Linked DNA regions of Homo sapiens: region 2 is linked to region 1. A link is an interaction called in ENCODE POLR2A ChIA-PET data of the cell type or tissue named here. Cell type or tissue: B cell. All regions are shown on one strand. Each heading gives the region's core, and the rest is flanking DNA. Links, peaks and the distances in the headings are about the cores only. Region 1 has its middle 5.5 kb from the start of SUSD3. Region 2 overlaps BICD2 (BICD cargo adaptor 2).

The links. ChIA-PET counts read pairs that join two places held together with the same protein. Peaks named below come from ENCODE experiments on the same cell type or tissue, not always from the same donor. Only the 100,000 strongest peaks of a DNase experiment are listed, where the experiment ranks them.
Region 2: POLR2A ChIA-PET joins it to region 1 with 6 read pairs; 3 of 35 experiments call an interaction of 5 or more read pairs at or near these places.

Annotation. Positions count from the first base shown.
Region 1 is chr9:93,050,985-93,055,365 of GRCh38, reverse strand. No RefSeq gene overlaps it. Among named protein-coding and RNA genes, the nearest start is that of SUSD3, 5.5 kb to the left of the region's middle. In B cell, for the core only: no CTCF peak of the experiment used is centred there; no DNase peak of the experiment used is centred there.
Region 2 is chr9:92,757,188-92,761,568 of GRCh38, reverse strand. The region is part of intron 1 of BICD2 (BICD cargo adaptor 2); the gene reads left to right. Among named protein-coding and RNA genes, the nearest start is that of BICD2, 5.5 kb to the left of the region's middle. In B cell, for the core only: no CTCF peak of the experiment used is centred there; no DNase peak of the experiment used is centred there; H3K27ac peaks cover 1,232 bases.

The sequences.
Region 1 (4,381 bases), core at 295-4,294:
AAGGGAAACTGTGTCTCAAAAAAAAAAAAAAAAAAAAAAAAAACGCAAAACATATGGGCTTCCCTGCTGGAGGAGGCAGGGGAGGAGGCTAGGAGGAACGGATGGGCTGCTGGCTGCTGGTGAGGCAGGCCGGGAGAAGGAAGCAGAGTCAGGCACAGCCTGAGGAACTGACCAAAGCCACAGCCTCTTCCCAGCTCCATTTGCAACTGGGAGCACACAGTGCACTGTCAGTGGACACTTGTTGGATGGAACCTGGGAGGCAGGGGAGGCCTGCCAGCCCTGGGGCTCAGTGTTCCACTCTGTAACATGGGGGTCTTGTGCGCTGCCAGAGGTTTCCAGAGGAAGGTGAGGGTCTGGCTTGGGAGTTTCCTCTTTCCTCAGACCTTAGCTGAGGTGTTGCCACCCCCAGGAAGCCTTCCTCAACCCTTGATTTGCCTGACTCAGCACCCATGGGCCATGGTGGCCTGGGAGGGGACCCATGCAGAAGTCTGGTGGTGGCAGAGTTCTTGGCTTGGTGAGTTTTTCTAAAATTAGATAATAATTGTGGAAATCTAAAACAGTTTGTTTTGCCTTTTTTTTTTTTTTTTGACAAAGTCTTGCTCTGTCACCCAGGCTGGATTGCAGTGGCATGAGTTCAGCTCACTGCAACCTCCACCTCCTGGGTACATGCAATTCTCCTGCCTCAGACTTCCAAGTAGCTGGGATTACAGGCATGCACCACCACGCCCAGTTAATTTTTGTATTTTTAGTAGAAACAGGGTTTCACCATGTTGGTCAGAGTGGTCTTGAGCTCCTGACCTCAGGTGATGCACCCTCCCTGGCCTCTCAAAGTGCTGGGATTACAAGTGTGAGCCACTGCGCCCAGCCTGTTTTGCTTTATTCTTGATTTTAGTTTTTACTCAATAGAAAAATGAGATTTTTGTTCTGAAAACCTCTCACAATAGACCACGTCCAGAAAGTTCTTTTGCAAAAGGTAAGAGTCAGGGAAGCATTGGTGGCCTCATGGGTGTCCTCTCTTTTTAAAAACTGTATTACCTTTTAAAAACTAAAAGCAAAAAAAGAAAAAAAAAAAGTAACCTGACCTTGAAGCTCTAGCAGGCCAGATGTTTGCAGAGAAAACAATTTTCCCAAAAATGTTTTCTGCTGGGCCATCTGGAGCCCTCAACACCCACCACTTATCCTCCTAAAGCAAGGCAAGAGCCCTGTCCCCACTGTGCAGAGCGACAAAGGCCCCTCCCCGGGGGTACTCCCCTGCTGGGGCCTGAGCTGTGACCACCAGACTGTCCTACCTGGCTGCAGCCTGCACAAGCAGATCAGTCAGCCTGGGTGACATGACATCGAGCTGCCGCCCTCAGGTTCAGAAATGGTGATGCAGAGACACAAAGCAAGGCGCCCAGAGGGCAGAAGGAATGACAGATTCATGGAACAGCTACTACCAAACACCTACTGCATGCCAGGCCAGTTTAGAAGCTGGGATACAGCTGGGCCTAGGAGGGACAAACTCTGGCCAGGGGCTGCTCCCCCCATGCTCATCCTGCACACCAAGGCCTTTACCTGGCCACCACTGGGCTGGCAGATAGCAGGTCATCTTTTTTCCCACCCCTCAACTCTTTTTGTACTTTCTGAATTTTCCACAATGAGCATGTATCTATTCTCTGATAAGAAACAAGGATTTTAAATGCTTTGTAAATGTAAACTATTGCAAAATTTCCCACGGCCATTCTGATGTTCACTTGTCGGGAAAGATGTGGACTGACCTGGGTCCTCGGCTGCTAGGATTACACGGCATTACCATGCTCTAAGGAGTTACAACCAAGCATAGGATTTCAGGTGGGGGGTTGTGCTTTCATTGGCCTGGAGCTGTTCCCAGTTAAGCTGGCAGGTCAGGGGGTGCACAGGTGGGTCAAGGGCAGCCCGAGGCTTAATGCTGAAGAGCCAGTTAAGCTTCTTTGATGCCCGGCACCTGCGTAGCGAGCAGCGTGGGCCGCCAAGTGCCTGGTCACTGGAGAAGGGTGAGAGCCTCGCCTCCTCCCTCCCCACAGGCTTCCTGCCAGCTCCCACCCTGCCCCCGAAAGAGCAGTGGCTGCTCTGCCCTCACCAGCCCCCAGGCTCAGCGTGTTTTCATCCTGCCTCTTCACCAGCCCTCTGGTGGCCTCAGGTAAGCCCACACCCCCTGGGCTCCAGTTTCCCCACCTCCTCTCAAAAAGGGCTGAATCAGAGGGTCCTGACAGCCTGGGGCAGGTGCAGTGTGTCTGGCAGCCATGCCGCTGAATCTCAGAGTCTCTGCTCAGGCTGCTGAGGTTCCCTGGCTTATACCTTTGGAGAAGGCATTCCTGCCCGCCCCCCCGCCAGGGGGTATGGGGGTTACATCTGGATATGGCCCTCGGGTGGCCTCTCAGTGGCCTGTAAGGCTGGCTGAGACTCATCCATACAGAGACATCAGAGAGACTCAGCCTTAGGAAGCTCCTTGGAAGTCTCCTGTTTTACAGATGGGGAGACTGAGGCCTGCGGCGAGGGGAGAGTCTCCCTACAAACCAGGCTTTGGAGCCTGTCTGGGGTCAGCCTGTGGGACCTGGGCATGTGACTTGGGCTCTCCTTGCCTCAGTTTCCTCCCACTCCCCCACACAAAATGGGCATGCTAGGACTCCTGTCCCAGGGCCAAGGGTGGAGCCTGTGATAGATGGAGCTTTGCTGCATCTTTGGAGGAAAGTGGAGAGCAGGAAGGGCTGCTGGCGGCTCCCTGTCTACACTTGCCTCTCCCTCTGCCTGCGCTGGCAGCTCCAGTTTTCTAATAATCACCCAGTTACGTTGATGAGGGCTTCACCATCCCCATTTTACAGATGGGAAACTGAGGCTTAAGCTTGTGAGTCACATATTTGCTAAGTGGCTGCCTTAGTTGCAAAGGACAAAAACCCAAGTTAAACCCATGGATGAATAAGGAGGCAGGTTGTGGGTGATGGGGAAATGTGTCTGCAGGGCTCCATCTGTCTCTCCATCGCTCAGCATGCATTTCTCTGTCTATCGGCCTTATTCCACCCCACCATGGATGCTGCAGCTTTGGGGTTCTGAGCAAAGACCTCGCAGCTCACAGTCCTAGAGGCAGAGCAAGGCTCTCTCCCAGGATCCTAACATCTCATCCCAGGATGGATCACCCTCATCACTGTGGCCAGGTAGAGGCACTTGGCTGGGCAAGGGTTCCAGTACCTCTGTACCTGTCACTGGATAACCACAGATACTTCTTAGAATGGCAATAATCCTTTCCTTTGCTCACAAACCTACAATTTAGGCAGGACCCAGCATCTGGTCTCTGCTCCACGGGGAGGTTCAGCTGGAGCACAGATCCATTCCCAGGCCGGCTCATCACAGGCCGACACTCTGGTGCAGGCTGTTGACTACTCTCCCTAGGGCGGCTTGAGCTTTCTCACAGCCTACTGGCTGGCTTTCCAGGAGCAAGCATTCCAGAGGACAGGAAGTGGAAGCTGCCAGTTTCTCAAGGCCTCAGCCCAGAAACGACACTGCTGTTATATTATTTTCACCAAAAATAGAGCTCAGAGTCAAAGACCTCACTTTCAATGGGAGTGTCAACAAATTGAAGTGCCACTGTGCTTTGGATACGAGCACCAGACCAGGTTGTTCTCAACCACTTCTTGAGTATCTGCTGTGCACCTGAGCTCCAGAAGCCTGCTCCACATTAGAACACCAAGATCAAGCTGAGACCCAAAATGTAAGCATGATCCCATGACTTTTATTTTTTTCCCTTTTTTTTTTTTTTTTGAGATGGAGTCTCGCTCTGTTGCCCAGGCTGGAGTGCAGTGGCACGATCTCGGCTCACTGCAAGCTCCGCCTCCCAGGTTCACACCATTCTTCTGCCTCAGCCTCCCGAGTAGCTGGGACTACAGGCGCCCACCACCACGCCTGGCTATTTTTTTGTATTTTTAGTAGATACAGGGTTTCACCGTGTTAGTCAGGATGGTCTCGATCTCCTGACCTCATGATCCGCCCGCCTCGGCCTCCCAAAGTGCTGGGATTACAGGCGTGAGCCACCGCACCCAGCCCCCATTTTTTTTTGATAAAACACAGACACACACATATACAGACAGATCCAAACACAGGGAGTGGCTGGAGGGTGCTAAGTGTGTGGTGGTAATACCGGGTGGAGATACAGGTGAGGTGCTTGTTCTTAGTGCCTACCCGTATTTGCTAAACTGTTTAGCGGAATGTCCCATTTCATTTGTCTGTACTTCTGAGCTGTAAGGATGCTGTCTTAGGAGGCAGGCGGGTGCAGCCCATTACCAGAGACAAGACCATCTTTCGTAGTCAGTCATGAGCGCATATGAATCTGATGATGGTGTGCAGTTTGTTTTTTCCCTTAGGCCTGGCT
Region 2 (4,381 bases), core at 260-4,259, 290 kb after region 1:
TCCTCATGGTCAGGGGAGGGTAATGGGGGAGGTCTGAGAACAGTCTTGACTCCACCTGAGCTCAGGCTCAGAGAGGAGGTCTGGACACCCTCACTGCCTTGGTGTGCCACCTTGGTGTCATAGTGTCAAGCTCTGGAGCACCATTGTCCTTGTCTGAGAGGTGCACGTGGGTGGAATTGGGTGTTGGACTGGGCACAGCACCCAACACGCAGCAAGTGCTTCGTAGGTCTTCTGCGGACTGAATCTCATGCCTCACTCAGGTCTCTGTCTCCTTGCTGCTGCACCTGCAGCTTCTCCCCGTTCTTATCCTTGTCCCTGCTCAGTCTCAAGTGGCTTCCATTGCCACCTCCCAAGGGCTGCCCTAAGCATTGTCTCAGGCCCCTACAGCCTGGCTTGGGACTGCCCTACCTCTCCTGTGCCCACATTCACCCTTTGTCTTAGAAGTCCCACCTGCCCTTCAAGCTTGGGTGTCTCTAAAATTCCCCTGCCTGCTGCCTTCTGGACTTGCTGAGCCCTGTTCCCAGCACCTGGGCAGCTGCAGGAAGTGGGGGCAATAGGGTGATTGGCAGAGGACCCTCCAGGAGGTTCCTCTGCAGAGTTACTGGGGGTGAGGCCCAGCCTCTTTGATTGTTTGCTTCCAGAGCAGGAAAAGTCCTGGTCTTGGTTAAAGCAAGTGTGGGATTCTCCCATTCGTCTGATAACCCCTGAGAACATTGTTGTGTCCATTTCTGAACAGAAGGCTGTTGGGAGCAAGGAGGCTCTGGGAGACCCAAGGGCCTTTCAGGGGGCTGGGTGGTGGCAGTGGTCTGCTGTTGGTATGAGGAAGCCTGGCTTGGGTGGGAGCTGGGGCCCTGTGAATACCTGAAGCACAGATGGGTCTGACAGTTGGGGAGAGGCAGCTATAGGCATCCAAAGATGATGACCATGTGGCTACACTGTTGTCACTAATTGTTGGGCAATTCTCTCCCCGCTGGGCCTCTCTTTCCCCACTTTTAGAATATGGGGCAGGGGGTCATGAAGGAATCTTTAGGGACCCTTACACTTTTAAAAATGTCTGAAACTCCCACATCGAGCCCTGGTGCTGTTTCTTCCTGTAGGGCCTGGCGACTGGGCACTTGTGTATCTCAATCATCCTGGGACCTGGCCAGGGAATCTGCCCAGCCCTAGGCATGCGGATGGTGTGCTCCAGGCCAGCCCTGCCAGCATGTGGAGGCGTGGACCTGGCCACCCTCCATGGGATTCAAGGCAGGCACAGCTGTGATGGAGCAGCTCGTCTTTGGGGATGCCAAGCGAGCATGCTTTGTGGCTTAGCAGGTGGATCCAGAGGAAGGCCAGGCCCAGTGCTGGGAGCCCCTGGGCCCCTGGGGGTGCCTGGCACCACCTGAGCAGGACCGACTGTATATGATGTCTGTCCCTGTGAACTCCATACTGACTCCACAGGGGGAGTCTGGGCCCTGCCTGGTCTCCCAGGAGCTTGCGGCCCTGGATGAGCCGCTGCCTGTCTGGGCCGTGATAGGTTAATGATGATGCCTGTTACCTTGGCCCAGTGCTCTGTGAGCCCCCAAGGTCAGGGAGTGGTGTCCCTGTGCCCTTGTGTCTGAGCATCCGGCCCAGGTCCATATAGGATTCCTGCTAGGTCTCCCCTGTCACTTAGGGACCACAGTCCCTTCCTTTGAGGGAGGAGATCAGTTTCTTCTTTGTCAGTTTTGGGCATCCCCCAGTCAGTCAGACCTGCTTCCCCACATAGGTGGACCAGATGAAACTGTTACACACATCGGGGGTAAGAAAGATTTGGTTTCTTCTCAGACAGTACACCAGCTGTTTGAGGTGGTGGTGGCTGGTGGCCAGGGCTGGCCAGGACTATGCAGGCTTTGACAGGTAAAGCATTGGCCTTAGACCCTGTGTTGTCCAGTGTTCAGAGTGTGGCCTCTGAAGCCGAACTCTGGAGCAGGAGAGGGCCCAATGTGGCTGCCTAGCTGCCTCCTTGGGCTCAAACCCTGCTGTCCCAAGCTGGGCTCTGCTCTGCTGTGGGAGGTGGATGGAGAGATGGGGACTGAGTGGCAGGCAGGCTCCCCTTGCCACCCTCAGAGCATTGCAGGCCAGGGTTAGGGTTAGGAGGAGGTCACTGGGGGCCCAGCTTCTTTTTTAGAAGCTACTGTGTTTTAAAAAATCATACATTCACTTTAAGAACAGCAGAAAGTGGAGAGAACAGTGTCAATAGGACCTGTGTAGATGGCGCAGGACAAATGTGGGGAGCACTGGGTGTTTCTCTCTGCCAGCTCTTCTTCCCTTGTGAGTGTGTGATGTGTACAAGACACCATCAAACACAGGGGAAAGGCTTTGTGCATCTGTAATAGTTGTTTTTTGTTAAAGTTAGTTTGTTGCTACTCTGAGATACATAAAAGCAGGTTTAATTCAAGTAGATAAAGACAGGAAGGTTTCTGTGGATCCAGAGGTTCTGTGGTACTTCTAACTTATACTGTTGTGTTACTATATGAAATAATTGTCATGGTTTGCTTTTTATAGTTGGCTTTTTACTTTTTAATTTATTATTATTATTATTTATTTATTTTGGTAGAGTCAGGGTCTCACTGTGTTGCCCAGGCTGCTCTTGAACTCCTGGGCTTGAGCGATCCTCCCGCCTTGGCCTGCAAAGTGTTGGGATTAGAGATGTGAGCTACCACGCCTGATCTATAGTTTGCTTTTTTTTTTTTGAGACGGAGTTTCGCTTTTGTTGCCCAGGCTGGAGTGCAATGGCGCGATCTTGGCTCACCACAACCTCCGCCTCCCAGGTTCCAGCGATTCTCCTGCCTCAGCCTCCCTAGTAGCTGGGATTATAGGCATGTGCCACCATGCCCGGCTAATTTTTTTTGTATTTTTAGTAGAGATGGGGTTTCTCCATGTTGGTCAGGCTGGTCTCGAACTCCTGACCTCAGGTGATCCGCCTGCCTTGGCCTCCCAAAGTGCTGGGATTACAGGCATGAGCCACCACGCCCAGCCTTTTTTTTTTTTTTTTTGAGACGGAGTCTTGTTATGTTGCCCAGGCTGGAGTACAGTAGCTCGATCTTGGCTCACTGTAACCTCTGCTTCCCGAGTTCAAGTGATTCTCATGCCTCAGCCTCCTGAGTAGCTGGGATTACAGGTGCGCGCCACCACACCTGGCTAATTTTTGTATTTTTAGTAGAGACGAGGTTTCTCCATGTTAGCCAGGCTGGTCTCGAACTCCTGACCTCGGGTGATCTGCCTGCCTCAGCCTCCCAAAGTGCTGGGATTACAGGCGTGAGCCACTGCGCCTGGCTGCTTTACTCATTATTTACTTATTTATTTATTTATTCATATTATTATTATTATTATTATTATTATTTGAGACAGAGTCTAGCTCTGTTGCCCAGCGTGGAGTGCAGTGGCACGATCTCGACTCACTGCAAACTCTGCCTTCCAGGTTCAAGCAATTCTCCTGCCTCAGCCTCCCGAGTAGCTGGGATTACAGGAGCCCACCACCACGCCCGGCTAATTTTTGTATTTTTAGTAGAGATGAGGTTTCACCATGTTGGTCAGACTGGTCTCAAACTGTTGACCTCAGATGATCCACTCGCCTCAGCCTCCCAAAGTGCTGGGATTACAGGCGTGAGCCACCGCGCCCAGCCTTTACTCATTTTTTAAAGCCACCTTCTTTGTTGGATGTTTCCACATAATCAAAGGTGGAGAGAGTAATAGAGTGAGTCCATGTATGCTCCTGCCCTGCACCTGCAGTTTGCAGCTGTGGCCGGTCTTGTTTCTACCGCAGTTCATCCTGTGTAGCTGTGTCTGTAAGTATATCAGTTGTTTTGCTAAGAAAATAGAATCTTTTCTTTTTTTTTTTGAGATGGAGTCTCACTCTGTCACCCAGGCTGGAGTACAATGGCGCGATCTCGGCTTACTGCAAGCTCCGCCTCCTGGGTTCACACCATTCTCCTGCCTCAGCTCCCCCCCGCCCCCCCGCAGTAGCTGGGACTATAGGCGCCTGCCACCATGCCCAGCTAATAGAAAATAGAATCTTTTCTTACAAAACTTAACCATTGTTGAACTTTCACACCTAAGAAACTAACAAAAATTCTTTAGTGTCATCTGTTGTCCAGTCAGTGTTTGGATTTCCCCAGTTTGGCTCATAAATTTCATTTTACAGTTACTTTGTTTCTTCAGAAGCCAAGCAGGATCTGCAGGTTGCATTTGGTTGAAGGCCTTCTCAATTTTTTTTTTTTTTTTTTTTTTTTTTTGGAGACAGTCTCGTTCTGTCGCCCAGGCTGGAGTGCAGTGGCGTGATCTTGGCTCACTGCAATCTCTGCCTCCTGTGTTCAAGCAACTCTCCTACCTCAGCCTCCAAAGTAGCTGGGACCATAGG